6 separate regions of the Mus musculus genome follow, and regions 1, 2, 3, 4 and 5 are each linked to region 6. Evidence: chromatin loops called from intact Hi-C (ENCODE). Cell type or tissue: heart. All regions are shown on one strand. Each heading gives the region's core, and the rest is flanking DNA. Links, peaks and the distances in the headings are about the cores only. Region 1 overlaps Cnot6l (CCR4-NOT transcription complex, subunit 6-like). Region 2 has its middle 14 kb from the start of Cxcl13. Region 3 overlaps Cnot6l (CCR4-NOT transcription complex, subunit 6-like). Region 4 overlaps Cnot6l (CCR4-NOT transcription complex, subunit 6-like). Region 5 overlaps Cnot6l (CCR4-NOT transcription complex, subunit 6-like). Region 6 holds the start of Cnot6l (CCR4-NOT transcription complex, subunit 6-like).

Region 1 (4,910 bases), core at 664-4,663, 53 kb before region 6:
TTGAACTATAGACAAACCTTGATTTATAATGGGATTGTGTTCTAATTAGACCCTCTGGACTAAATCAAGAGAGTATTTAAAACACTTAACCTGAATCATACCTTAGGGTAGCTTATCTAAAGGTCTACAGAATATTTGTTAACTTACAGTTGGAAAAATTATCTTACAGAAAGCCAAATTTATAATAAAGTACTGTTTATCTCATTTAATTTACTGAACACTATACTGAAAGTAAAAACAAAAAGAAAAAAAAACAATAATTGTAGTACAGGTAAACTTTTACATAAAATCTGTACCAAATTCAAGTAACTATTTATCTTAGTGATTAAGACAATCTTGAGTTCATAAGCCTTGGAATTACTAGCCATTTTTATCTCAATGATTATACTACAAAATGTAAAGATCCTGAGACTAGAGAGATGGTTCTATAGTTAAGAGCGCTTGCTACTCTTTCAAAAGATCTGAGTTTAGTTCCTAGCACTTTAAGACAGATTATTTCCACCTACAACTCCAGCTCTAGAGAATCTAACACCCTCTTCTGGCCTCTGACACCTCTACATGTATGGCATATATGAATCCATCTTGTATCTTTAATTCCAACATTCAGAGGAAAGTGATTATCTTGTGAGTTTGAAGCCAGCCAGGTCTACATTATAATGTCCAGAGCACTCCAGGGCTCCAGTAAGACTCTATCTCAGAAGTAGCAAAAGTAGTAGTAAGTAGTAGTAGCAGTAAGTAGTAGTAGCCATAGTTGTAGTAAATTGTAAAAATTCCTACAGGATAGTATAACTAAAACTCTCATCACATCGCTTCATAAACAGAAAGTACTCACACATGGAAAAAAAATCTCATAAATTTCATAATTACTGCCTATTTCATTAATTACTACATAAGCCAGAAATTCCTCTAAGCAGCTGTCTAAGAAGTGTGTGGTGCATCAGCTACTGATAGCATCTGTAGAGTTCAATGCTTCGTCAGTAAGCGTTACCTGCAAGATTGTCAAGCATGAAGTTCAGTAGCTTTCGGGTTCCATCTGGGTCCTGGTATAAGCTCATAATATCCTGTGATAAAGGATTGCCTTAAACAGAAAACAAGAATAAAACATGACAATTGCAATTTCAGGGCATATGTTATAGAACAACATAGTAATTTTGCTGCTTTATCTGTGACACACATCTAAAGAAATTATATGAATATAATAAGAAAATACTTTAAGACAGCCATAAATAGTAACTTCAAAAGAGTTATTTCCAGATTTCAGTGTATGATCCTAAAATCTGCACTTGTCAAAAAGAAATACATACACACATATTCATAAACACATACATAGTAATCATGGTTTATTTAGAAATTACCATATAAACTCTACATTACCCTTTAAAAATAGTTTGCTAACCAAAACATAACAATTCTATTTAAGAAAGAATGAGTGATTCGTATAAAAAGAGGTCTCTGGCCTCTCTTTATTCTCAGAACTGACTGAGAATAAAGTTGCTTGCTGCCAAACCTGATGACCTGAGGTTTATTGCCAGGAACCACATGGTAGGAGAACCAACAACTATATTTTTATCCTGTGACTAAAACGTGCCAACATGAATAGATAAACGTAAAATAAAAACAAATTGTTTTACATAGAGAAGAAGTCTTCTCGGAATATTTATATTAACATTATACACGAAGAAATGCAAATATTTCAAGAGAGAAGAAAATTTGTTGTCAAGATAACACCAAAATGTGAAAGGAAAACTTTGTTCTGACAGTGGTCAAAAATATCTTGAGTATTAAGAAAAGTTATATTAAATAACAAGATACCAATAACAATTTTTTTTGTTTGTTTTTGGGGGTTTTTTGAGACAGGGTTTCTCTGTGTAGCCCTGGATGTCCTAGAACTCATTTTGTAAACCAGGCTGGCCAATAACAAATTTTTATAGGTATATTTCTTAATGTACCTATATGAATGAAGAAAAATTGATTGATGTAACCATGCAACAATTATCTAGCATTCAGATCCAGAAAAGTAAAACTCATCAAAGATCTAGACATGGGAGTTTCCTGGTTGTTAAGAAAAACTCCAACAAATGAGGTAGGCAGGAGATTAGACATACTGAAAAGAAAACTCAGTAAACAGGAAAAACAGATTCAGGAAAATTACCCAAAAAGCATTAACAGATCTTAAAATGTTGAATACTGAATAGGAAAAGACACAAAATTTAAAATAAGAGAATTTATACATTAGAGCTCTCGAAAAAAAATGGTCCAAAATGTAGAAGAACTTCAAGTTACTACTCCTATCCTTATAACCAAAAATAGGTAATCCAAACACTGCTGATTATGTCTCCCACAAGTACTACCACTAAGAAAACTATTTTCTTCAAATCATAATTTTAGTAAGGCTTAACAGATCTAGAGGAGGAAAAGTACTCCACATAGGCCCCTCTAGTTTTTAGTAACAGATGGAAAAATATTCAACTGAGGGTCCCTTAAACCTATGTATCAACTGATAAATCTCTTTTCCCTTCATATTTATAACTACATCAATAGTATACCTTCACAATAACAGAAGATTACTGCTGAAAAAGCCTTTGGCGTCAACCATTGCTTAATGAGTCTTTAGGCAAACACAAAAACAGAAGAGACAAGAGAACGCTATTTATTTGAAGCGGTTCTAGCCTCTCATACAACAAATAAAATAATAAACAACCCTATACCAAAAGACAGGGGGTTGGCCAACCTATAAATAGAAAAAAATTATAAAGTATTGAAAACAAGTTTTAAAAAAATTGGCCTAAAAGAAGGATCACTTGAGATGAGCTGGATATAAGAGATCAGCAAAAGAGCCCAGGAAGGGCATATACCCAAAAGATGCTCCACCATCCCACAGGACACTTGCTCAACTATGTTAGTGGCAGCTTTATTCATAACAACCAGAAACTGGAAACAACCTAAATGTCCTTCAACCGAAGAATGGATTTTTTTTTTTTAATGTGGTTAAATCACACAATGGGACACTACTCAGCTGTTAAAACAAGGAAATCATGAATTTTGTAGGCAAATGGATGAACCTAGAAAATACTTCCTGGGTGAGGTAACCCAAACCCATGCATGGTATTTACTCACTTTTAAGTGGATATTAGCCATAAAATATAGGATTCCCACAGTAAACTCTATAGTCCCAAAGAAGCCAAAGAACAAGGAGGATGGTTTCTTTCTTTCTCAGAAGGAAAAATAAAATATATATCTTTTATATCAGAGGAGGATGGAGGGAGGAAACTGGGAAGGAAAGGGGATGTAGAGGGGAGTAGGGTGTGAGGGAGATCAGATATAGGGAGAGCAGGGGAGAGAAAAGGAAATTTGGCTGGGAGTAGGAGGTGGGGAATCTCTAAGACATGACAGAGACCTGGAATGGGGAAGGCCCCAGGGTGACTATGAGGGCGACTCTAGCTGAGACTCCTAGCAGTCAGAAATATAATCCTAAAGTAGCCACTTTCTGTAGCCAGGCTGGGAGGAGGGATAAGGACAACAAAACCCACCCACAAAACCTTTGACCCAAAATGTGTGCTGCCTACAAGATGTGCAGGGACAAAAACAGAACAGAGACTGAGGGAATGGCCAACCAATGACTGGCCCAAATTGAGACCCATCCCATGGGCAGGAACCAATCCCTGATACTATTAATGATACTCTGTTATGTTTGCAGACAGGAGCTTACCATAACTGTCCTCTGAGAGGCTCCACCCAGCAGCCAATGGAAAGAGATGCAGAGACCCATACACAAACATTAAATGGAGCTTGGGAGTCTCATGAAAGAGTTGGAAGAAAACTGAGGAACTCAAAGATGGCAGGAAGACCAACAGAGTCAACTAACCTGGACCCTTGGGAGCTCCCAGAGACTGAATCACCAACCAAAGAGCAAGCAGGGTCTGGACCTAGGCCCCCTGCATATCATGTAGCATATAAGCAGCTTGGTCTTCATGAGGGTTCTCCAACAACAGCAGCAAGAGCTGTCCCTGAATCCACTGCCTGCCTGCCTATGAATCCTGTTCCCTTGGTTCCACTGTCTTGTCTGGCCTCAGTGGGAGAAGATGCACCAAGTCCTGCAGGGATTTGATGTGGGGGGGGGGGGGAGGGTGTGATGGATACCTAGAGGGGGGCTTCCTCTTCTCAAAGGAGAAGGGGAGAGCAGAATGGGAGGATGATCTGCACGGGGAGTACTGGGAAGAGGGGGACTGATATTGTAATGTCAAGCAAATAAATAAATAAATCTAATGGGAGGATGATCTGCACGGGGAGTACTGGGAAGAGGGGGACTGATATTGTAATGTCAAGCAAATAAATAAATAAATCTAATGGGACGGAGGGAGGGAGGGAAGGAGGGATGGAAGGAGGGAGGGAAGGAGGGAGGGGGAGAGATTGCTTAGGGTGTATGGGGGAGGACACTGGAAGAGGAAGATTAAATAAAAACAAAGTAAAATTGTGTACATATATAGGAAAAGGCTGTAATCAAACCCTTAACTTTGTATACTAATTCAAGGAAAAAACACAATGAGTAAGCTGATACAGGTCACAATATAATCAAAGAAGTTTACAAAAGGATATCACTTAACAAAATACATTGTAGTATAAACTAGACCATGATAACAACAAACAGAAGACCTTAAATAAAAGGATCAAACACATCAAAAGATAAACAAGAATGAGGACATCTTTCAAAAGCTAAAAACAAAAACAAAATATTACCAAGATATGATATAAAATATATTGGAGATTTCAAATCTTATTCTCATTTATCAACAGAAACTATGAATACAACACCAGTCAAAACCAGAAAAACAAACTAACAAAACAAAAAACCTGGCTAAAGTAGAACTGAATAGAAAATTGCTTTAAGAAATGGATAAATTTCTTTTTTG
Region 2 (4,910 bases), core at 548-4,547, 190 kb before region 6:
AGCAAACTCAATGTGGATGCATTCATCATGAAGCTAAGATGACTAACATTTATTAAACCCTTAAATGATATAATGTAGGGTACCAACAAGGAGCAAGCTGAGCTCAGCCAAGACTTTACAGAGGAATGGGTAAAGGAAGAAGCTGGGACATGGGCAGGGTCAACAGCATAGGCAATGAACTGGGGTTTTCTACTCAGGCCTAAAGGAGCAAGAAAGAAGGATTTTAACTAAGCTGTTTGAGGCTTGATTGCCTAACAGAAATACAATCACTGATGGCTAACCCTAGCATGGATATCTGCATCCATGAGCAGAATTACACGTCAACAGGGCAGTAAGGAATACATTCCTTAGTTCCTCTTTCCTCTCATCTTCTATCCATTCACTCCAAAACATCATTGACCAAATACCCAGAAATGATCCCCTGGAAAAACAGAGGTTCACAGAGATTAAGGAATGTCCCCAGAGCCACAGAGACAGTGATTATCTGCCATGTTATCTGAATCTTAGCAGGCATCCTCCAAACACAGGATCTCATTTGTGACTCTGAATCCCGGGTGAATAACTGCCCAAGTACATACACCTGTCTCAATTTTTTTTAAGATTTATTTATTGTTATATGTCAGTACACCATAGCTTACTTCAGACACATCAGAAGAGGGTATCAGATCTTACCATGGATGGCTGTGAGCCACCACATGGTTTCTGGGACTTGAACTCAGGACCTTCAGAAGAGCAGTCAGCACTCCCAACCGCACTGAGCCATCTCACCAGCCCCAACTGTCTCCATTTTTTCCCCTTCCCATGGTGTTTTTTTAATTAGGTATTTTCTTCATTTATATTTCAAATGCCATCCCAAAAGTCCCCCATACCCTCCCCCCCACCACTCCCCTACCCACCCACTCCTACTTCTTGGCCCTGGCGTTCCCCTGTACTGAGCCATATAAAGTTTGCAAGACCAAGGGGCCTCTCTTCCTAATGATGGCCGACTAGGCCATCTTCTGATACATATGCAGCTAGAGACACGAGCTCTGGGAGTACTGGCCTGGGTACTTTCTCTGGCTCCTCCATTGGGGGCCCTGTGTTCCATCCAATAGCTGACTGTGAGCATCTACTTCTGTGTTTTCCAGGCACCAGCATAGCCTCACAAGAGACAGCTATATCAGGGCCCTTTCAGCAAAATCTTGTGGGTGTATGCAATGGTGTCAGCGTTTGGAGGCTGATTATAGGATGGATCCCCGGATGTGGCAGTCTCTAGATGGTCCACTCTTTCATCTCAGCTCCAAACTGTCTCTGTAACTCCTTCCATGGGTGTTTTGTTCCCAATTCTAAGAAGGGGCAAAGTGTCCACACTTTTTTGGTCTTTGTTCTTCTTGAGTTTCCTGTGTTTTGCAAATTGTATTTTGTATCTTGGGTATTCTAAGTTTCTGGTCTAATATCCACTTACCAGTGAGTACATATCATGTGAGTTCTTTTGTGATAGAGTTACCTCACTCAGGATGATGCCCTCCAGGTCCATCCATTTGCCTAGGAATTTCATAAATTCATTCTTTTTAATAGCCAAATAGTACCTGTCTCCATTTTTTAAATAGTATCTTATGTTATTAATGTGGTAGTGGGCATGAATACCCAAGTGGGAGTCAGAAGACAACTTTCAGGAGTCCTTGCTCTTCTTCCACTGTGGGATCAAGAGATCAAACTTGGGTATTCAGGACTATGTGATAAGTGCTTTTACTCATGTCTCAATTTGCAATCGTATTTTATTTTATTTTATTTTATTTTATTTTATTTTATTTTATTTATTTTCTAGACAGGGTCTCTCTGTGTAGCCCTGGCTGCCCTGGAACTCACTCTGTAGACCAGGCTGGCCTCGAAATCAGAAATCCATCTGACACTGCCTCCCAAGTGCTGGGATTAAAAGTGTGCGCCACTACTGCCCAGTTTGTTATCATCTTTGATAATTGTGTCACTCACAGACTATCATTGTCACATGTCCCACTAAGGAAGAGTGAGGATCCCAAATGATCTCTTGGACAGGATGTTTTCTGATCATCTAATAATGTTGTCCCCACGGAGACTCCAGCTCTTCCTGACACATGGTCTGGGCTCCAGACCCTTCCGTTCTTCCCCAATACAAACCTGCTCCCACCCCACCCCCACCCCCACCCCCACTAATCCAGATGTCAACTCCTTCTCACCTGTAGAAAGAGTTTAGATAAACTACAAAGGCTGTGACTACAAAGAGGTTCTTTACCGCCCTCTCGTGGCCAATTGAGGAAATATTTGGAGGTAGCATTAGGCTAAGAACACATTCTTGTTCTTCCATTTAATCAAATCCTTCAATATGTTTCTCTAGGATTACAGACAAGTAAGTCCTTTCTGTGAATGGCCAAATTCGGAAGTTCCGGGTTCTTGCTTACAGACAAGGTTTCTCACTAAACAGCATTTGAGTTTGGTCGCTAACCCTGAATCAGGCAGTGCAGCTTCAGTTTCCCTGATGGTTTAGTTTAGTTCAGTTTCCCTGACAGCTTCTATGCATGGACGCGGAGGTGTTTTCGATCCTGTAATTTCTCTTTGAAAGGTCTTCCATCCTCCTCACTGCAAACCACCATGTGCAAGCAGTTCCAAGGACCAATCTAAACCCTCCAGTTAAGCCTTGCAGCCAGATGAAGAACGGATAGATAGGAGAAGCTGAATCAAGGTTTGGTCCTGAGGGCTGCAGAGGTGGCTTAGCAGGGAAAGACAACTATTGGCCAAGCCTGACAATCTGAGTGCAGTCCCTGGGGCCCACGTGGTAGAAGGAAACAACCAAGTCCTCAGTTCTTCATGCTCTATGTCAGGACACAAGCACAGCCACACACATACACAAAATAAATAAATGTAAAATAAATTTTAAAAGATTTGGTCCTGTTATTTCTATGACTAAATCCAATATAGTGAAATCATGTTGTTATCAGACCTAGGGGTCATAACCTGTGCCCCCAAGTCAGGTCCAGCCATCTATTCTCAAAAGGCTAGAGAAAGGAGCCAAATGTATAGTGAAAACCAGAAAGGAGAAACTTATCCAATGTGGCCAAATAGAACAAAGAGATCCAGTGATCCCCTCAAATTCATCTGCGGAGTCCTGCAGTGATATCAAAATTTAGAGAGAGCCAAGGACATGTGTATCTAAGCCATTCACCTCAAGATATGATCCCCTCACACACACACACACACCCCACTGAGCCATCATTGTCTGGGTGTGCTCCCATCTCATCCTGTGAGGTGTTCTGAGGAGTTCTTAGGACCATGGACAGTCTCTCTGTGAAAGTCACCGAGCCGCCTCTGGCTGGCTCATGGCATGAGACTTCTGTGGAAAGTACCATTTCTTTGGAGACTGTTGTTTCAACACTTTGATAGTTAAATTAGGGGACACAAGTGTCTCTTTAGAATGTCTCTATTTCTGCCAGGCTGGCTACAATATAAGTCTCATAACTAGTACATTTCAGATGAACAGAACATCAATCTCACGGGGAATTAAACCATCTTCAGGTCAGCTGCTTGTAATGTGCAGTCGTTGCTGGGACATGGACATTACAGGGACTCCATTGGTCCTCTAGAAATGTCACAGGCTGTGCTGAGCTCAGTCTACAGTCCTCTACTGGCATCCAGTGGTACATGATGCAACTGTGTGAGCTTCCAGCTCACCAGCCCAGGGAGAATGGAGCCCAAAGCCAGGCTCCCAGAAGAGATGAATAGGGTGAAGAAAATATGTCGATGGGCCTTCAGCTGCCACTTAATTCTTTCCTCTAAGGAGACTGCCCAGTTCATCATCCACTGCCAGGTGTCAAGCTAAAAACAGATTGCTTTTTGTGCTTCCTCTAAAATTAGGTGGGGAATAATTGCCAAAAGTTCAAGTTAACAGAGACCTATTATTCAGTCATAAAATTAGCATTTCTAAAGCATTTCTGTATCAAATGGCAGGTGCTGTTCCTGGCTTCTAGTCTGAATCATCTCTCTCTCTCTCTCTTCTCTCTCTCTCTCTCTCTCTCTCTCTCTCTCTCTCACACACACACACACACACACACACACACGCTCACACACACATACACACACATTTACATACACTCACACACACAGTCAAACACACTCATACTCTCTCACACATACTCACATGTTCACACACACTCACACAGAGTCAAACACACACATATACTCTCTTACACACATACACATTCACATATGCACACACACTCACACATACACTCACACATTCATACACATTAACACACTCAGACACAGAGTCGAGCACACACACTCTCACACACTCACACATTCACACACACATACACACACACCTTTTTCCCATTTGCCTCATTTGCATGTCTGCCCTTTCTGAGTCCACAGCCTAAGCAGTAATGAGGCCAGTAAGGAGAGAGCCATGGGCTGACTGATTTCAATCAGGGAGTGGGTATTCCCTGTCCCTCAAGAACAACTGATGTCATTTGTAAAACACATGAAACTCAAGAAGAACGAAGACCAAAGTGTGGACACTTTGCCCATTCTTAGAATTGGAAACAATCACCCATGGAAGGAGTTACAGAGACAAAGTTTGGAGCTGAGACAAAAGGATAGACCATCTAGAGACTGCAATATCCAGGGATCCATCCCATAATTAGCCTCCATACGATGACACCATCGCATACACTAGCAAGCATTTGCTGCAAGGACCCTGATATAGCTCTCTCTTGTGAGACTAGGCTGGGGCCTAGCAAACACATAAGTGGATGCTCACAGTCAGCTATTGGATGGATCACAGGGCCCCCAATGGAGGAGCTAGAGAAAGTATCCAAGGAGCTAAAGAGATCTGCAACCCTGTAGGTGCAGCAACATTATGAACTAACCAGTACCCCGGAGCTCTTGACTCTAGCTGC
Region 3 (4,910 bases), core at 452-4,451, 48 kb before region 6:
GTCTTTGAGACCCCTCATGGGTCCAGGTTAGTTGACTTTTGTAGGTCTTCCTGTGGAATCCTGCCCCCAACTCTTGTGTAAGAGTTCCCAAGCTCCATCCACCTTTGGCTGTGATCTCCGCATTCTTCTGAATCAGCTGCTGGATGCAGCCTCTCAGAGGACAACCATGTTAAACATTCATTCAAGAAAAACAAAATTTAAAAAGTAGTCAAAAGTAGCATAGGAAAGGCCCTTCAAATAAACCTGCAACTCCATAAAAGCAACAACAAAACTAATAAAAATAAAAGTGGTTCTACTATCAACTTAGATCAGTAACATGGCTAAATCTGTGTTGAAGATTCAGGAGAGTGACTGATTAAAATGTAAATGTAGAGACAGAATGTTACAAATCAACAGACACAATTATCCTAGGCTATCTTGATTGCACTTTCATAGTTATTACCAATTCCTGTACTAGACCTAACATGGCTGCAACTTTTAGGATATACTATTTTAAGTAAACTATCAGCTTCCATAAGGCCTAAAGCTAAGAATAAGGTAGCATCTAAAGTCTATGAAGAGAATTCCCACTTATCTGACATTCCTCTTCCAATGAATTGGGTAAATGCATTGATTTAATGGCTTCCTTTTGCTCTATAGCTATAGAAGTTCATCTTGATCTCCTGCACTATCGAACATGCTCGTGGCAATCTGAATGTTCATATTTGTCTCAGAATCAACTATTTCATTCTATCTGGATGCAAGAGTAAGAGCTAGTTATCTGTAAGAGATGACATATGTAATGGTAATTCCTGCCCTAAGATTAAAATGAAGCTGAAAACATTTCATTCCATGCAAATTATGGCCTTTGTAATACTGAAGCATGATGCATTATTTGAGTATTTGTTGGTGTTAAATATGGCAGTGCTCCCATTGCATAAGATTATAAAATATACTATTATGTAGGGTACATAATATGTAATGACAATAAAACTGTTACTTGTTCATGCATTATAGTATACTAGAAATATTATTCCCACAAATTTAAAAAAATTATTGTAAATTACACGCCCTGTTACATCATAGCAACTTCGCCATCTCATATTTACCATATGGATTGAATTGCATCAAGAGATGAGATAGGGTTCCTAGCTTTGCTATTTAGGCTTACATAAATATATTCTAAAATAGTCACACAAAGATAAAGTTCCAAAAAGCGTATTTCTAAGACTATGGTCCTGTCTTTAAGCAATACATTACTCTATTTGCCATCTTGAAAATTTTACCAAAAGACTGCAATACCCAGAGAGGATTCTTTTAAGGGAAAAGACAAATTTGATTAAGAGAAAAGATTTCTGAAGGTTTTACTTGTAATCCACACTATCAGAGCAGCGGAGCTAAAGCTCTTCCTGTTCCATCTGATAAAGACTAGTCACTCTCTGGTCTGCATGGGGTTTGTCTGACTTGTCCATAGCTGAAGGGTTTTTTCTCCACATGCCTGAGTAAGAGGTAACAGAGTGCAGAAAACTACTACTGGCAAGTTTTAGCTATGTGGAAGCCAGTAAGAGGCAAAACAAACAACAGACTGACCAAATGAAAAGCTTGAGAATACAATATCCATAAGGGCTTGACCATCCACATGCAAAGGGTTGAATTATATAGAGAAAAGGCTAAACCACAGCTCAAGTTTCACCTCTGACCTTGAAACTATGCCTAGGCAGGAAACAAAGATAACAGAAGTTGTAAAGTTCCTGCTTAGTAGTGAAAATATGTTCCAAACCGAACCACAAAGCAAGAGGAAAGATTTATCGTTATAGGCATTTAAAGACAATCTCATACAAATCATTAGCTGACTAATACTCTGAGTAAAGATTTTAGTGGCCACAATACAGTATTGCTTCTGAAAATTAACTAAAGCAAGAAGAAAAGTGGCAAATAACACTAACGCATATAACAAAGAACAAGGTAAAAATTTGATTTCTGAATTGTCACCTTTACTTAAAAGTACAATTCTAAGAAACAAACAAGTAAAAACCTATAAAGATTAAAAAAACAAACAAACAAACAAACACTATGAGCAAAACTAAGGGAGGAGATAATGAATTTACAAAGGAAAAAAACCAAACAAACAAAAACCTTGCCCATCAGTTACTTAAAATACCAACAGTCTGATCTTGGGTGGTTCAATTTAACAGCTCTTAAGCTTTAGAACTGTTCAAGAGCAGTATGTATTTAGAAGAAACCATACTTCAATTCTAGTATCTTATCAGGCTACAGAAAATGTAGTAAACTATCTTGTGATGATAGGCAACTATAACAAGTTGCAGGTTCCAGGTAGGCACAAGATCACAGGGATCTTCAGTGTACTCTGTGGCTGATTTTGGTGCAATAAATTCATTTTCCAATTACAAGGGATTTATTAGAATGTAATTCCATCATAATCAGAGAACTACCTGCATATGTAATGAGCTTCAAAAAATTGTCTGAAATTTTTAAAATTTCAAGCATATAATCCCTGATATTAGAAGGCTGATAGGAGGATCACAAAATCAAGGACATCACAAGCCAAACAATGAGAAACTGTCTCAAAAACAAAGATCAAAGAATAGTTTCAAATTAATATTTTAACCACATGAAAAACAGACATATCAAAAACAAACAAACAAAAAAAAATCTATAAAAAGAAGCCAAAGAAAACGAGAAAGATAGAAAACAACAAACAGTACAACTGTCTAGAATGGCTCAACAACAAATCTTGAACAGCTAGGACCAAACGACCAAAGGTGCAGACATGAGAGATTCTAAGTCTGTAAAGAAAGTAACGATGAAAGGCACCTCAGATACATACCATGAAGGGTACACATTATATGAGTCCCAGAAGAACAGAAAAAAAAAGTTAAAGAGTTCGTGGCCAAAACCATCTTAAATAGATGAAAACCATTGGTATACATATCCGTCAACCTTACCAAATTCCAAGTAGGACAAATGCTAAAGTTGAACAACTAAATACATTGTAGAAAAACTATGGGAAATCCAATATAAAGACAATTTTCAAGAGAGGAGGAAAAGTAAAGTACCGTGGACACATCCTCACTTAGCTTACTAGTTGAACGGCACACAAGCAACTGGTCTTGCCATGCAAATAGATTAAAAGTAGGTTTCAACTCTCCACTCCTGCACAGGCCCCATATGGAGATTGTTGGAGCCATAGCCATTTCAGAACTTCACTTCTACTTACTCACAAAGACTTACTCAATAAACATTCTTTTTATTTTACTTTCTATTACTTAACCTCCACTCTTGTACTTACAGTTATGATGATAGTTTTGTCTGATTGCTCAGTCAGGTCTCAGGACTGTTTTTTGTGTTTCTCTACTCAGTTTACTATAAACCACTGTTTACTATATGCTTCAGCCACATCTCAAATACTCCATATTCCTACAAGTTTTCTTCTCTCTCCCCTCCTTAGCCTCTTTGTGCCGTCATAGCTTTAACAACCTCTAAAATCTGTAAACCAGTAAAACCCCCAACTACTTTACCCACTTCAATTTTGTTTTCAAGATTAATATTTAATCCTTATCCTTACCCTCCAAGTCCTTATTTTATTATCTAAAATATGAGAATTCTCTATACCACCCTTGGTTGTTTATCCTCCCACAGATACTAAATTCAAATGAGGTTATTGCTATTAACTGACTAGTCTAACACCTGTAATAACAAGAAGCTGTGGTTGCTTTAGCAGTTAATATCCTATCCAGGGAACAATCCAGAGTTTACAACAGGTACCCTGACCTCCTAGACTGAGGAGCTGAGGTCTTCACTATACACTCAACTCTACCACATACAAGGCCCACATGAACACTGCAAATACTTCAACTGAAAGAATGAAAACTGATAATACATACATAAAACCAAACAAAGTAATACCAGATGCATAATAAAAAGGAAAAAAAACATAACTCTTTTTAAAATCACTGAGGCTACAGTCATGGCATCTAGTTAGATAGTAAGTTGAGATGAAATTCCAGAAATCTAAGTGTGTTAAAATAAATCAAAGAACAAAGTTACTGACCGAGGACACAAACAGCTGAATGAAATAAGCAGGACAAAGCCAGATACAAAAGAATTCTACATGAATTGAAAGAAAGAAAGAAAGAAAGAAAGAAAGAAAGAAAGAAAGAAAGAAAGAAAGAAAGAAAGAAAGGAAGGAAGAAAGGAAGGAAGAAAGAAAAAGAGAAGAGAAGAGAAGAGAAGAGAAGAGAAGAGAAGAGAAGAGAAGAGAAGACAAAATGCTGGATATTAAAAAGCATAGTAAGTCAAGTAAAGTAAAAAGCTCTTAGGTCTCAGCCATTAGCATAGATCAAAGAGACACAATATCTGGGCATGAAAAAAGTAGAACTAGAACAATCAGACAGAGACAAAGCTCTAACAGTAAGAAAGTTACAGTGGAAATAAGGCATAAATAAAATTCTGAAAGGAACAAATTTATCATGGTAGGAATAAAAGAAAAAGAACCTAGTTCTAAAGGCGAAACATGCCTTAAATAATCCTAAGAGAATTCCCCAGATGTAGGAAGAGAGCTTAAGGCAGAGGCTGGGGTTGTGGAATGAACAAGGACAGACAGAGAACACTTAGACCAGTGGGAAGTCTAAGGTGCACGCTGACACTGCTTAAACAGACCAAACCTATGGATAAGGAGCATAGAAAAGTCTGAAGAAAGGCACAGCAAACATTGTTAAAGTGAATCATGATGGAAAGTTTCCTAGAATTAGGGGAGGAGGTGCTATTCAAACACAGGAGGCATTTAGGATACCAAACGGGGTGGGGAAGGAAGAAACAAAGAAAAAAAAAAATCAAAGAAAAGAGAACCTCCCTTGATCATGTGGTAATTAAAACACTAAACATACAAAATAAAGTTTAAAAATAGTAAA
Region 4 (4,910 bases), core at 409-4,408, 73 kb before region 6:
TGTCTCCATTTCCTAGAAGTTTAACTGTCACTTCTGTCTATAAATGCATGTTCACTATGTTAAATATTAAAAATGTGTCCCAAAAATCCATTTGCTCTTACCCATTAAATTTTCCTTTTATAAGGAAAGGAACAGGTTTTAGGAAGTAGAAGTATGTATTACATAATTTAGAATTACTCTTCTGCAAATTAAAAAGGGGTGAAACTCCAAAAAAAGATCATTGTAATAAACAGAACAAAACCCACCAGAACAATGTAATGGGAAAAGACCAAAAAAAAAAAAAAAAAAAAAAAATTGAAAAGGCTAAAACAGAAGTAAACACAAAATCTCACATTAAAGATGGACTGTTTAATGATAAACTAAAGAACTGTAAGAAAAAGGAAATCTGATACTATGTGTCATCTGAATAATTTAAACTAGTACTCCAGACAAAGTAGCACAGGAAGAGAAGTGCACCCATGTGGTCTTATCAGCTTGTTCTGCTTGAGACATTAAAACATAATAGTGTTCCAAGGCAGGCAGAAGAGAGGTCAATGAAAGACCTTGATAATGCCAAGTATACAATGAATTTCAGACTCTCTGGGAAGCTATAAATAATCTAAAAACTCTGAAAAGTATCACATAGATAAAAGATATTGTTCTCACCCTGACAAAGACTTGAGATGTAACAAAGAAATTAAAGAAAGCATGCCAACTATTTAACCTTAAAAAATAAAGGGTACACACGTGTGAAGCTCAAACTACAAGAGAGGGCTAAGTATAACTTCTAATTCAGCCTAACCAAGCCATACCCTATTTCAAAGAATTTTCTCAATGAATGGTGTGTTAAAGGGGCAGAAATTACCTGTTAAGTAAAAATGCTGACAAAAACTATAGAATAAATCAAGAATTCACAAGAAATGTGTAATACTTTACATAATTAATGCTATTTTCTTTTCCATCTCCTTAATAGTTCTCAAGATAAAGAAATAATCTTGTAATAATAAGATTGTCTTCCCTTAGGAAATCTATGTAGATGGCACTCACCTGTTCCAAAAAGCTCCTTGTGGACCTCTAACACCACAGCAACGCCAATGTTATCTTTCGTCATTACTCTGTTTAGCATTGCTTCGGATCCATCTGAATTTGCCATTGCTACCTGGTTGAATTCCACTGTATGCTTCTGCACCAATGTAAATCTAAAAGGCACATATATTCAGATAACTTGGGTAGTTATACTGTCAGGCTAACACATTGAAAGTAGAGGGGGCATGAGTATAAACACTATTGATAATCTATAGTCACATCTATAGCTACAGATGCTCACATTATATAATTCTGGCCAGTGAGAAATAAGAAATATGGTTTCTATAAACAATTTATGAAGGCCCATCTAACAAAGGTAAAATATATATCCTCTTCATCCTTTTATGTCTTTTCCCCTACTAGCTTCCTAGTAGGGGAAATTTACTATCTAAAGGACTAATACTAAATGTGAACTAAGCAGAAGGGTACAAGCCAATCTTCTGAGAATGAGGAAGCAGCTGAGCCAGTTCTCTCTAAACTGCTTCTTGTGTGTACAAAACTCATGTACTTAAGCTACTGTTCAGATTTTCCTGACATTTAAAGGTACATACAATCTTAAATGAACAGTTTAAAAGAGAAAGAATAAAGTCTACTTGCCAATTTTTAAATACCATATCAAGGTAACAGTCAAGAAAATACAGGAATATGATCTTTTTCCCAGCTAAAAATGATCACATCCTTGACTAGTTTTTACAGAAAGACTAATTAGGTATAAGTGTTCAGAGAAATAAATTATATTGTAAAAAAAAAAATGGATCTCTGTGATGATGGCAAGTTATAGTAGAATTGTAGAATATAATACAAATTCATCTAATGCTAACATTTAATAACTGTGAACTTGGTCAAGTTGCCTGTACTGGTTGTTCTGTCAGCTTGACACAAGCAAGACTTATCTGAGGAAAAAAAAAAAGCCTCTATCAGACGGCCTCTAGGCAAGTTAATATGAGAAGGCACAGTTCACTCCTGGGCAGGTGGTGCTGGTACAACCAAGTAGACTTGGTAAGCATAGATGGAAAACACCAGTAAGCAGCATTCCTCCATGGCCTCTGCTTCAGTTCCTGCCTCCAGTTTCCTGCCCTGACTTCCCTTAATGATCAAGTAAGTATTACTTCTAAAGTTTAAGATGAATTAAACCTTTCCTCCAAGTTGCTTTTGATCATGGTCTTAGAGTGTTAGAGGCCAAAAGTAAGATACTATTTAACATCAGTTACCCAATTTTATTAACTTTTTAAAATATCTAGAGAACCAAAATAGTTCTTTGGGGTAAGCCAGAGCCCCTGAACTTGAACTTGCAGCTAACTCTCTCTTCCTGCCTTTGATCCTTAGAAATGAGATTAGAACATGCTCTAACAGACATGGCTTAACATACTAATTTTCACTAGACTTTCAAAGACATGTTTTGCTTTCATAACAATCTACCTACCACTTTATAATCATTTCTAGAGCTGAAAATTAAACCACATACAACCCTTCAAAAATTATTAACTATAAAGCTTGCAATGCTGTAATATACCATGCTAGCTAAAATAATATTCTTCCTATCAGCTTCTTATTCCAATTCTGAATGTCTCAGATGTGCTCAGAATACATAAAGTGTAATGTGTCTGGTCACGTGGCCTATTTCAAACCCAGAGTTCTTTAAAAAAAAAGCAGTTTTCACCCTGTTCCCGTAAAGAGGTGGTCCTTAAGCTGAAAAAGCCATCATTGTGAAGACTGAAGTTAAGAGCATTTCAGGTAAAAGTGGGAGGAAATCCCAAAAACAGCAAATAGCTTTCTAAACAAACAAACAAACAAAACCAGATAAATGACAGAGAGAGAGAGAGAGAGAGAGAGAGAGAGAGAGAGAGAGAGAGAGAGAGAGAGAAAATGAATGAGAATATGGCAGAGTATGAAATGGTACTGGAGATAAAATAAACAGGGATTATAAGTAAAGAGCACTTGCTGCAATTTCAAATGGACAGACTTTGGTTCCCAGCATGCATAACAGGCAATGACACAACCAACTGTAACTCTAGCTCCATAGGACCTGACACTCTCCTCTGGTCTCCATGGACACCCACATATACATGACATACACATAAATAAAAATAAAGACATGTGTAGTGGCACATGTCTTTAATCTAGTTCTTGGGAGGCAGAAACAAGTAGATCTAAGTTCAAAGCTAGCCTGGTCTACACAGCCAGTTCCAGGCTAGCCAATGCCACATAGTGAAACTCAGTTTTTAAATAAATAAATAAATAAAAATATTTACATTCTACCAACACTAACTTAAGACAGTCACATCTTCTCCAACTACCATACACAAAATATGTTCCATGTGGCTTCTACTTTCTGTTGCAGAGAGAGCCATACAGGAAATTTTAAAATTCCTCTACTGTACTGGAATTTTTCTTTTACTAGCATGCATTGGTTTATAGTTACTTTCCAGTTATTAATTTTAGCTAGCAATCTTTGGTAATATGTAAAGTGTTAAGTTTGCCTTGTTTTTCAGATTCACCTGATGATTCTATTCTGATTAGTGTACTCTGCTTTGTAAGCAGCATTCCTAAAGCTATTTTATCATATTTAGTTCTGTGGTTTTTTTCTGTATGTTCACCTTTTTGAAAAATTTGAGCAGGAGCTCAAGTGAGTATATAAAGAACATAATCAAGACTGATATGACTACAAAACCAAAACTATAACAACAGCACAAAAAATCATATATTTGAGAAAGATTATGAAGAATCTCTTGTGTAGGAGAACATGTCCAAAATAAGCTTTCAAACAAAGAAGCAACAACTTCTTAACAGTGTGCAGTCTAGAATTAATTTTGGATGAATTCTAGAATGTTGCCATGTGATTGCACTTAAAGCTAGAGAGACAACACTGAGCAGCAACTGTGAATAACTAACACAATAAATCTAAAGGTTACCTCATTCGGGAAAAATGCCTTCAATTTATCATTTATTAGCAATGTTCATAGAAACTTTTCTTTGAAATAATATATTTTAAAACTATGTGATGACAGTGAGGCGTCTAAAGACACCAAGCTGTTGTCCCACCTGTGCTTTACCCTCCCCCTCTCCTCCTCTGCCCCCTCCTCTTCCGTATTCTCTTCCTCTCCTACCCTGTCTAGACAAAAATCCGTCTTTAATGCAGTTCTCTATACACACTACATATAAAAAAAAAATGCATGTATGTGTATTATGTTTACCTACTGTAGATCATATTTGACATAAAAGACAAAGCAAAACTCATTTCTGGCATTAGATCAAAATATAATTTTGCAGTACCTTTAACTAAGAACAAATGATGCTTATGATACCTAAAATAAAAGGTCCTGATGAGACTGCCACATTAAATCTTGGCAGGTTACAGTGTGGCTCAGTGGCAGAGTGCCTGCTTGAAGTCTTAAGTTCAACAATCAGTGACCCCCTCCCATCTTAAAAAGAAATCACTAGAATCTTTTACTGTACTCTAATTCTTTATATGTCTTTAATATATATCCTAGCTTTTACCCCCCCCAAATTACTCCATTCTTTCACCATATGGATAAGTGTTTTGATAAAAATTACTGTCTATACTGATTTAAGAGACTTTGAAAGTGAATATGAAATCAAAATTCCCTTCTAGCTATCATTTTTACTTTGCTACTTTTGTAAACAACATAAAATGTTGTTTCTTACAAGAATAAGCAAGTAAAGGAACTGATGTAAAAGTGCAAACAACTTACTCACGATTATACAGCTGACTAAATACTAGAGCTATGATTTCCTAGCCTTTGTACTATTACCTCTGCCATGAAGAAAGAAGAGAGTAAAAGTGGGGCCCCTGAAGCCTCACCCCAGATGAAGAACTACAGTCA
Region 5 (4,910 bases), core at 480-4,479, 58 kb before region 6:
AACAAAAACAGAAAAAAGTCTTTGAAAATATAAAAATACACTGGGTAGTAGTGACACATGCCTTTAATGCCAATAGCTGGGAGGCAGAGGCACGTAGATCTGTGTGAGTTTAAGGCCAGCCTGGTCTAAAGAGCAAGTTCTAGGAGGACGGCAAGGGCTACACAAAGAAACCCTGTCTCAAAAAACTGAAAAATAAAATAAATTGAGAAATTATTTATGGAATTATAAAAATGTCTAAATTTCTATCATTAATAGTCTAGAACAAAGAATATAAAGCTGAAAAGTTTTCTAAGATATAATGGATAAAAATTTCCATTCAACTAGGAATCAAAGAAAGTAAATAAATTTAAGTCAAATAAATTTGATGAAATTCTAACTAAACTTCTGAGAACTAGAAAAATAACTTCAGAAACATCAAAGACCTAACAGATTACCTATAGGAAAACACCAATTTAAATTACATGGGAAGCCTAAGGAAACACTACATTTTTTAATGGCTACAACAAAAGAACTATCCTTTAGAAATCAAGGAGCTGGCCATGGGTGCATGCATGTAATCCTAGATATTCCAAACTACTGTGTGGCTGAAATTAGTAGAAAGGAGGATCAAGAGGAAATAAAAGTCAGAATGTCATAAAAAGCAAAAAGACTGATCATTAACAGATAGATCTACCTTTAAATAATGGCCAGTGCTAAAGGAAGCTGTCCAAACAAAAAGAAAAATATAAGAGAAGAAAATCTAAAGCATCAAAAAAAAAAAAAAAAAAGATAAAACTAGGAGCATTAACATTACCACTTCACTCCCAGTTCTTATATAGTATTTGATGGTCAAAGGAGAAAATTGTAAAAACTATTATGGTACCAGTAAGAATACCTAAACTTTAGTTAAATTAAAAGTCAAAATAAAATCTTAGTAAGGTGAATAAAAAAATTAATCAAGTATTCTACATACCTTCAATTACAACAATATAGAAAATTAGAAAATAACTTTTCAACAACCAAGAATGGCTACGTTAATATGTGGTAAAGTAGTTTCCAAAATTAAAAAATAAAATAGAACAATAACAATCGTAAACATGTATGTGCCAATCAACAGCTTAAAATAACAGAAGCAGGGGCTGCAGAGAAAGTTCAGCAGTTAAATCATTTAGTACACTAAAATCCAAACAACAGCTCATGACCTTTTCTAACTCTAGTTTCAGGGTATCAGGTGCCCTATTCTAGCCTCCTCAGTCATCAGGAATGCTCATGATACACATATATACATGAAAGCAAAGTTTCATATACACAAAATAAAAATAAATCTTGAGCTGGGCATGATGGCGCACACATTTAATCACAGCACTTGGGAGGCAGAGGCAGGCATATTTCTGAGTTCAAGGCCAGCCTGGTCTACAGAGTGAGTTCCAGGACAGCCAGGGCTACACAGAGAAAGCCTGTCTCAAAAAACCAAAAGAAATCTTGAAAAAAAAAAAAAAAAAAAAACAAAAACAAAAACAAAAAAACATGAGAAGCAAAAGTTGACAGAGAAAAAAAAAAAAAAAAAGCTTGCATAACTACAACACAATTACAACCTGTTCTACAGAGTGAGTTCCAGGACAGCCAGGGCTATATGGAGAAACCCTGTCTCAAAAAAACAAAAGAAAACATAACACACACATATTTATGTTAAAAGAGGCTAGATTTCCATTAATAAGTTAAGTTACTACCTTTAGTTACAAAAAGTAACAAAATATAAACCAAACAGAAGAAAGAAGCACTAAGTTAAAAAGATACAAAAAAAGATTAGGAAAGAATGAAATACACAAAAATGTATCCTTAGCACACATAATTAAACTTCTGAGGTAGATAATAAGAAACAAGTACATTTGCAATTCTAAACAATTAGTAAAACCAAATTATTAAATATACATTAATCACACTAGTACAGTGTCACCAACAAACGTAAACTGGTATAATAGAATGCTGCCATCAACAACTGCAGAGGTCTATTCTTCCGAAGTGCATGCTTAACACCTACAAAAACTAAGAATATGTTGGCTTATAAGGTATTAAATTTTTTAATAAAAAGACTACATTCTCTAACCACAATACAATCAAGCTGAAGAGAAGGTTGTAGGCTTCCATGTAGGTATGGAAATTAAACCTATGTAGGTATGGAAATTAAACCTCTGTCTTCTAGAAAAATCAACCAGTGCTTTAAATGGCTGCATCACTTCTCCAGTTCCTATCACAGCATTGTGAAAAGGATATCTGAAATCAATTAATAAAAAACAAACTACCCATACAGTCAAATATAATCAGATCAAGGGAGAAGTTTTACTGTCTTTAATCTCAAGACTTTTTATACTTCTATCATCAAACCACAATCCATATATATATAGGCACATTTTCCCCCTTTGGAGTCATCTACCGTTTCTGGTCCTTAAAACCTTTTTCTGCATAGATCCAAGAGTCTCAAGGGAAGAAATCTGATAAAGACATCCTTTTCAGGGCTGAGTGCTCCAAAGTCTCTCACTCAACCACATCCCTGAACAGGCCCTATACCCAGAAGTATCTGCTGGCCAACACAGAAAGGATAATTTTTTAATCTTTTTTTAAAAATATTTTATATATTTACATTTCAAATGTTATCCCCTTTCCCGGTTTCCCCTCTGGATCCGATCCCTCCTGCCCCCCTCCACTTCCCCCACCCCCTCTCCCTGCTTCTATAAGGGTGCTGTACCACCCACCCACTCTCACCTCACTGCCCTGGCCTTCCCCAACACTGGGGAATCAAGCCTTCACAGGATCAAGGGCTTCTCCTCCTATTGATGCCAGACAATGCCATCCTTTGCTACATATGCAGCTGGAGCCATGGGTCCCTCCATGTGGACTCTTTGGTTGGTGGTTTAGTCAGATGACAGCAGATGCTGGCAAGGGTGTGTAGAAAGAGGAACACTCCTCCATTGTTGGTGGGATTACAAGCTGGTACAATCACTCTGGAAATCAGTGTGGCCATTCCTCAGAAAATTGGACATAGTACTACCTGAGAACTCAGCTATGCCACTCTTGGGCATATACTCAAAAGATGCTCCAACATATAAGAAGGACATATGCTCCACTATGTTCATAGCAACCTTATTTATAATAGCCAGAAGCTGGAAAGAACCCAGATGTCCTTCAACAGACAAATGCATACAGAAAATGTGGTACTTCATGAAATTCTTAGGCAAATGGGTGGAACTAAAAGGTATCATCCTAAGTGAGGTAACCCAGTCACAAAAGAACATACACGGTATGCACTCACTGATAGGTGGATATTAGCCCAAAAGCTCAGAATACCCAAGATAGAATTCACAGGCCATCTGAAGCTCAAGAAGGAAAACCAAAATGTGGATGTTTCAGTCTTTCTTAGAAGGGGGAACAAAATAATCACAGGAGGTAGAGGGTGGGAGGAACTTGGGAGGAAGAGAGGAAGAAGAGGGAGAAAATGGGGGCCAGGATCAGGTATGAGAGGAGACAGGGATGATATACGGAGGGTCAGAAATTTGAACAGAGGTGTGTAGGTATGGGGGACAGGAACTGGGGATAGCCACAAGCAAGACCCAGATGCCAAGAAAGCAAGAGGCTCTCAGAACCCAACAGGGATGAGATTAGCTGAAATAGCCAACAAAGGGGAGGGAGAACCTGTAGAGGCTCCTGGTTGGGGGATAGGACTACCCACTCATCCCCTAAATTCTTAGCCCAGAGGACTCCTGTCTAAAGGAAATATGGGGACAAAGTGCAGAGCAGAGACTGAAGGAAAGGCCATCCAGAGACTGCCCCACCTGGGAATCCATCCCATATACAGTCACCAAATGCAGACAGTACTTTGGATGCCAACAAGTGCTTGCTGACAGGAGCCTGATATAGCTGTCTCCTGAGAGGCTCTGCCAGAGCCTGACAAATACTGAGGCAGATGCTCGCAGCCAACCATTGGACTTAGCATGGGGTCCCCAATAGAGGAGTTAGAGAAAGGACTGAAGGGTTCCTATGCAACCCTATAGAAAGAATAATATCAACCAACCAGATACCGCAGAGCTCGCAGGGACTAAACCACCAACCAAAGAGTACACATGGAAGGACCCGTGGCTTTATTTTTTTATATTATTTTTTGTTTGTTTGTTTGTTCTCATTGTTTCTGTTTTTGATAGAAAAGACATGTATGTATTTGGGTGGGAAGGATTTGGGAGGAGTTGAGTAAGAAGAAAGAATATGATCCAAATGTACTGTATGAAAATTTTTTAAATAGGAAATATTGTTTCCTTCTGTTTCCATATATTTCAGGCTAGGTTTCAAACGTAATTGAGGACCACTTTAGGCTTCTGATCATCCCCTGTCTACCTCCAAAGTGCTGAGATTTCAAGTACGTGCTGGCACCACATGCAGGTTATGTGGCACTAGAATCAACACAGAGCTCTGTGAATGCTAGGCAGCCTCTTTACTGAGTTACATCAGTTGCTCCACACTTGATTTCTCATGCAGCATTTAAAACCAGCAATGAAACAATAAAATTATCAACAAATGGTTCAGAGTAAAATTTAAAAACATACACATATAGGACTATCATATAACTTTACTCCAACCCAGCACTTAGGAGACAGGAGAAACAAGTGGATTATTTATGTGAGTTTGTGGCCAGTTTGGTCCACATAGTGTGCTCTAGGCCAGCCAAAGCTATAATAAATCTGTTAAATAAATAATTAAATAAATGGGGTTTTTAATTTTTTAAGGGGCCAGGTGTAGAGACAAAGAAGATAGCTCAGTGGGTAAAAAAAAAAGTGCATATTCTACAAGTATGAGGGCCTAAGCTCAAATTTCCAGTATCACATAAAAAGAGGTTGTACCTGCATACACTAGTATGCAGACATATCCCAAGAAGGCTGCTG
Region 6 (4,910 bases), core at 387-4,386:
TGACCCTGCACACACATGCATTCTCGAGTGTCAAATTTTTCAGTGGATATTTATAATAATTTTTTAAAGACTTATTTGTTATTATACATAAGTACACTTGTAGCTGTCTTCACACACACCAGAAGAAGGCATCAGATCTCATTACAAATAGTTGTGAGCTACCATGTGGTTGCTGAAATTTGAACTCACAACCTTCGGAAGAGCAGTCAGTGCTCTTACCTGCTGAGCCATCTCCGAAGCCTGGATGTTTATATATTAAAACTTTCACCGAATATTTTGAAACTTTAGAAAATCTCACTTTTAACTTACAAATTTTAGAAAATACTAAGATTATTGATTAAGACAAAGATAAGATCTAACTAGGAAAACTGAGCGTTTGAAGATTCATTTTCTTACTTTGTATTATATGTTTATATATCTATATGTGGTTGATGTGCACTGAATGTAGGTACCCTCTGAAGCCAGAAGAGGGTGTGAGATCCCCTACAGCTGTCAGTCACTTGTGAGCTGCACAACATGGGTACTAGGAACCCAACTCTGGTCCTCTGAAAGAGTACAATGTTCCTTTCATTGCTCAGCTACCTCTCCAACCCCCCAAACTAGTATTTTTAAGGGACTTAATGAAATCATTCACACATTCTCACTACTGTCTTTATCCTCATTCCCTAAAACATAAAACAAGCAAGCAAGTAAGCAAACAAACCTCTTAAATTAGAACCAAGTGAAATGCAAATGCCTCTAATTGCCATAAGGGGGCTAAGGCGAGAGGATTGTAAGTTTTTGGTAAACCTGCTCTACAAGACAAGACTCTCAAAAACAAACACTTAATTTTAAAAAGTATAATTCTTCTAACCTTTCCACTGGTTTTACTTTACACCCCTCACCATTATGGTTTTCCAAAAACATAAATTTAAATTTAAAAAAATTAAAACTCAATAAATAGCACATTTACTACCCACTCTATACAAAATAGAAACAGCAGATTATTACAGGATGGTAGAAAAACTCAGAAAGATGCTCCCAAAGGTTTTATTTACAAGAATCTGTCAACCTGAACTAAAAGAATTATGTAACAGTTTTGTAACATTTATTGTTTGTGGCTGTATATAAAATCTACTTCTTTCATCTATTCTGATGTTTGATTGTAATCAACTTACAGAACTTAGGATCCTCTCCCAGGGACTATGTTTTTAAATTCATTAAAAAGTAATGAAACTAAAACTAATCAAAAATAATAAATATAGCAAGTTTGGCTATTTTCTATAAACTAACATGCAAGGCTACATTGACAATTTTACGTCTAGAAAAAAAAAAAGGACATCTCATATGCTTACACAGACTTTATGTATATTAAAGGCCTCTGAAATACTTTTTCTCCTCATTGCTGGGACCCAAACCCAGGGCCCACATATTTGTACACAAAGCTACATCCCCAGCTGTATTTTCTCGACCCCCTAACTCACAATTAAGCAATATTGCTACAGGTAATTAATGAGTATTTGTACTTAAAAACTTTTCGATACTTATAATCAGAGCAGTAGCAGGCAGTAGTAAAAGATCGCATCTACTATATGCCAAACATGTTTTCTCAATGGCCTCTCACAACCTTACTGAAAGAGTATCATCTTCCTGATACAAGAAAACAGATACACAAATCCTAGACATCAAGAGAACATGACAATAAGTATTAATGACATGGCCATGGTTCTAACTAGTCTGTAAAAGTTAAGACCCTTTTCCTATTAAACTCCACACTTCGGCTGTTCCTCGAGTAATGTTGATAGAAACAGCTTTTTACTTCTCCTCTCCCCACCCCCACCCTCCCATTGAAGAACATACTGTTTCTCTGTGAGCCTAGGTTCAGAAAAGAGCAATCTCTGGTCATTACAGTGACCACGACCTAAAAGCTTCAAATGATACAGTATTGTGTGACTCCACCCACAGTCAAGGTCTAGCTGTGTGGTCTAACTAGACCCAAATATAAAAAGTGAGGTTAGTCGGCAACTAAAATACCGTTTACATACAGTTCTGAAATGCCCTATTCACTCAGTGGCAGATTTACCTTTATTTCCGCTTTTTGTTTTGAGATAGCTTTCCAGGAGCACACAATAAATTGACCATAGAGGCTGATGATCTAGGTTTGGGAGACTTAAGGAAAAACACGTTTGGTTGCACATGACTATCTCCATGGAGAATTAAGATAACGAGAATCAGTAAGATAGCATCTAAAACTGCTGTAGCGTGCCTTCACTGTGTACAAACAGCTCAGCTAAACTCCTGAACACAATCCGCCTAAACAGTCTAAGCTAAATAAGCCGCCGGTAGGGTTAAGATGACAGCTCCGGGAACTTCCTCTTCCTCACTGACCTCCTCAGTTCTGTGTCCACGCCTTTCCCTCTAGGAGGCAGGATATAAGCCATTTCAAATTCACAAAATTGATCCAATCCCACCAACACCACAGGCCAACAAGGCCAGTTTCCCTTTCTTCCTCTCTGCCTTTCCAGAGTGATTTCCAGGGAAGTGAAAAATCTAACCAACGATAAAGTATCCGCTGCAACAACTGCAACAACAAAGAACGTATTTACTCAAGCCTCTGCTCGCACAGCCTTAAAGGACGGACGGAAAGAGGAGATCCGAACCCCACGAATTCCGAGATTTCCTGTTTTGATTCACTTTCCCTCGGGTTCCCCACGCCAGCCTGGGAAGGCCTGCAGTTAGAACGCCAAAATATGCCTTCCTCTCCCCTTGGGAGACGCGGAGGCGGCACAGGCGACCACGATCCGCGTGTCCCGCCCCCGACCCTCACCTGGCCAGGCCCGGGGCAGCGCCCGGGGCCCGCGCGAGGACGGAGTCCCAGGAGCGTCTGGGGAGGCCACCGGGCGCGAAGACGGTTAGGCCGCGCTGCAGGCCGGCGCGCTTCCTGCCGCGGCCCCGGCCTCGGGAACCGCGGCCCGAGCCCCCGCTGCCCGCCGCCCGCCGCCGTGGGGGCCGCACTGCCTCCCGCGTCCACGGCGTGGGTTCCCGCCGAGCCGTTCTCACCTGTGAGGCTCTGAGCCCCGGCCTCGAAGCGGAAGGACCTCGACGCTCTGGGGTCCCCGACTCCGTCCCCCTCCCCACACGCACACGGCCTGGAACCCGCGCCCCCTGAGGCGACGCGGGCCGGCTCCCGCCGCCCGACACACACACACGCAGACACACACACACGCGACACACACGCACACCCACTCGCCGCGGGGCCGCCTCCCGCCCGCCAAAGTCCCAACTCACACACCCACACACGTTCGTCCCTCGCCCACCTCACTTCCCCGGGGAGACGCGCTCCCCCTCGCTCCACTCCCGGTCCGACTCCGAGGCACGGAAACACTCTACCTCATTCTCCTCCGCGGGCCCTGAACGAGCACCAGCAGCCATTTCCCCGCGGCTGGGGAAACACACACACACAAACACGCGCGCGCGCACCAGGGCCCCACAGATGCTCCCCTCCAGACCTCAGACGCAAACACAAACACCCACGCCCGCCCGCTCACCCCGAGGGGCCGCGGCGGCGGCGGGAGGCCGGGCCCCGGAAGGCGAGCGCGCAGGGCCGGGAGTCGAGGCCCGCGCCCCCTCCTCACCTGCATTCAGCGCGCCAGGGTCCGGACGGCGGCGACGGCGGCGGCGGCGGGGCGGCTGCTGCTGGGGCTGCGGCGGCGGGGGAGGCGGCGGCGGCGGTGGCGGCGGGGCTGAGGGCAGTAAAGACATGCAGGCAGCCCGCCGGGGGGAGAGGCACCGGCCGGAGGGGACGCGGGGCGGGCGGGCCGGGCCGGGCCGCCTGAGGAACCACCGAGGCGGCGGAGGGCGGCCGAAGGGAGCGCAGAGCAGACGGATCGGGGGGCGGGGAGGGGGGACGCGGGCCGCGCCGCGCAGGACCGGGGCGACCGGGGCGCGTAGGAGAGGGCCCGCGGTCGCCGGAGACGCCGCTGCGAAAGCCTCGCGGAGCCCGCCCTTGGCCTTGGCCTCCTGGCGCTGAGGCTGCCGCCGCCGCGGGGGTCGATGCCGAGCCGGGTCGCTGCCGAGGCCGGGGCCGAGGAGAGAGAAAAAGAGAGGGAGAAGAGAGAGAGAGAGACGCGAGCTTTCGATGCCTTCGCTCTAATTCACACACGCTCACAACCCCGAGGGCCGGGGAGAGAAGTCCAGGCGCTATCGCTTTAGAGATTAATAACAAGGTGCAGAGAGTGCGAGGAGGAGGAGGAGGAGAGTTGATTGACGTGGAGGGGCTGGCGGGAGTCAGTCACTCCCCGGCGCCGAGGGGTGGGGTGAGGGGAAGGGGGCGGGGCCCCGGCGCGCCGCGCTTCGGGAGTTGCGCGTGCGCGCGGGACGGCCAAGCGCCTGGCTCGCTTCTTACCGTCGCCCTCGCTGGTGTTTTGGGAAAAAAAAAAAAACTGCTTTATTAGATTGAGTGGAGGGTAGAAGCCGAGAAGACTCGTACGATTAGCAGAACCTAGGTGCTGATGCTGGGGATGGGGAAGGGACACGCGGGTGCTTGCACTGTTTCCTGACGCTGGCCCACGCAGGCCCACAGCAGAGCTCAGGGCATTCTGGGTGGTTAATTAAGGAGACCTCAGGTGAGGTGGAACGACCCAAGGAAATGTTTTCTGACGTCCTCAGTGGGTTTCTTGACTTCTTCTTCTTCTTTTTAAAAACAGCATGTGTAAATTGCATGGCGGGAGGTGGGTTTAAAAGCCTATGACGCTCTGCGATAACCCCGTCCTATTTTTAATCCTCTCTCGCGATAAAATTGTATTTGGCAGTTTGCGGCGGTTACGGAGTGAAAACATTTAAGTGTAAACTGGAAATATTATTGGTTACCGTGTGAATGGAGCTTGCTATTTTAAGTCCGGAGGATTTTACTTGTGCCACCTGAAGCTTCT

The links. Hi-C counts contacts between places; a loop is a spot of excess contacts. Peaks named below come from ENCODE experiments on the same cell type or tissue, not always from the same donor. Only the 100,000 strongest peaks of a DNase experiment are listed, where the experiment ranks them.
Region 1: it touches region 6 in a loop (2.3-fold over the local background); 7 of 42 quality-filtered maps call a loop at or near these places.
Region 2: it touches region 6 in a loop (6-fold over the local background); 3 of 42 quality-filtered maps call a loop at or near these places.
Region 3: a loop joins it to region 6, with 2.4 times the contacts of the local background. A loop is called at or near these places in 7 of 42 quality-filtered maps.
Region 4: it touches region 6 in a loop (2.7-fold over the local background); 3 of 42 quality-filtered maps call a loop at or near these places.
Region 5: a loop joins it to region 6, with 2.5 times the contacts of the local background. A loop is called at or near these places in 7 of 42 quality-filtered maps.

Annotation. Positions count from the first base shown.
Region 1 is chr5:96,105,228-96,110,137 of GRCm38, forward strand. It overlaps Cnot6l (CCR4-NOT transcription complex, subunit 6-like), which reads right to left. Exons shown (of 12, transcript NM_144910.2): 5 at 989-1,078. Among named protein-coding and RNA genes, the nearest start is that of Gm52799, 54 kb to the right of the region's middle. In heart, for the core only: no CTCF peak of the experiment used is centred there; no DNase peak of the experiment used is centred there.
Region 2 is chr5:95,968,768-95,973,677 of GRCm38, forward strand. No RefSeq gene overlaps it. Among named protein-coding and RNA genes, the nearest start is that of Cxcl13, 14 kb to the left of the region's middle. In heart, for the core only: a CTCF peak has its summit at 2,287 (motif pointing left); no DNase peak of the experiment used is centred there; H3K27me3 peaks cover 1,638 bases.
Region 3 is chr5:96,110,476-96,115,385 of GRCm38, forward strand. The region is part of intron 4 of Cnot6l (CCR4-NOT transcription complex, subunit 6-like); the gene reads right to left. Among named protein-coding and RNA genes, the nearest start is that of Gm52799, 49 kb to the right of the region's middle. In heart, for the core only: no CTCF peak of the experiment used is centred there; no DNase peak of the experiment used is centred there.
Region 4 is chr5:96,085,116-96,090,025 of GRCm38, forward strand. Cnot6l (CCR4-NOT transcription complex, subunit 6-like) reads right to left here. Exons shown (of 12, transcript NM_144910.2): 9 at 1,027-1,178. Among named protein-coding and RNA genes, the nearest start is that of Gm52799, 74 kb to the right of the region's middle. In heart, for the core only: no CTCF peak of the experiment used is centred there; no DNase peak of the experiment used is centred there.
Region 5 is chr5:96,099,905-96,104,814 of GRCm38, forward strand. The region is part of intron 5 of Cnot6l (CCR4-NOT transcription complex, subunit 6-like); the gene reads right to left. Among named protein-coding and RNA genes, the nearest start is that of Gm52799, 59 kb to the right of the region's middle. In heart, for the core only: no CTCF peak of the experiment used is centred there; no DNase peak of the experiment used is centred there.
Region 6 is chr5:96,158,323-96,163,232 of GRCm38, forward strand. Cnot6l (CCR4-NOT transcription complex, subunit 6-like) reads right to left here and starts at 3,668. Exons shown (of 12, transcript NM_144910.2): 1 at 3,615-3,668. Gm52799 reads left to right here and starts at 3,473. Exons shown (of 2, transcript XM_030254979.1): 1 at 3,473-3,569; 2 at 3,817-4,910. The coding sequence starts at 3,473. The coding sequence ends at 4,433. In heart, for the core only: CTCF peaks have their summits at 722 and 2,388; DNase peaks (open chromatin) are centred at 2,379, 3,489 and 4,259; H3K4me3 peaks cover 2,969 bases; H3K27ac peaks cover 2,391 bases.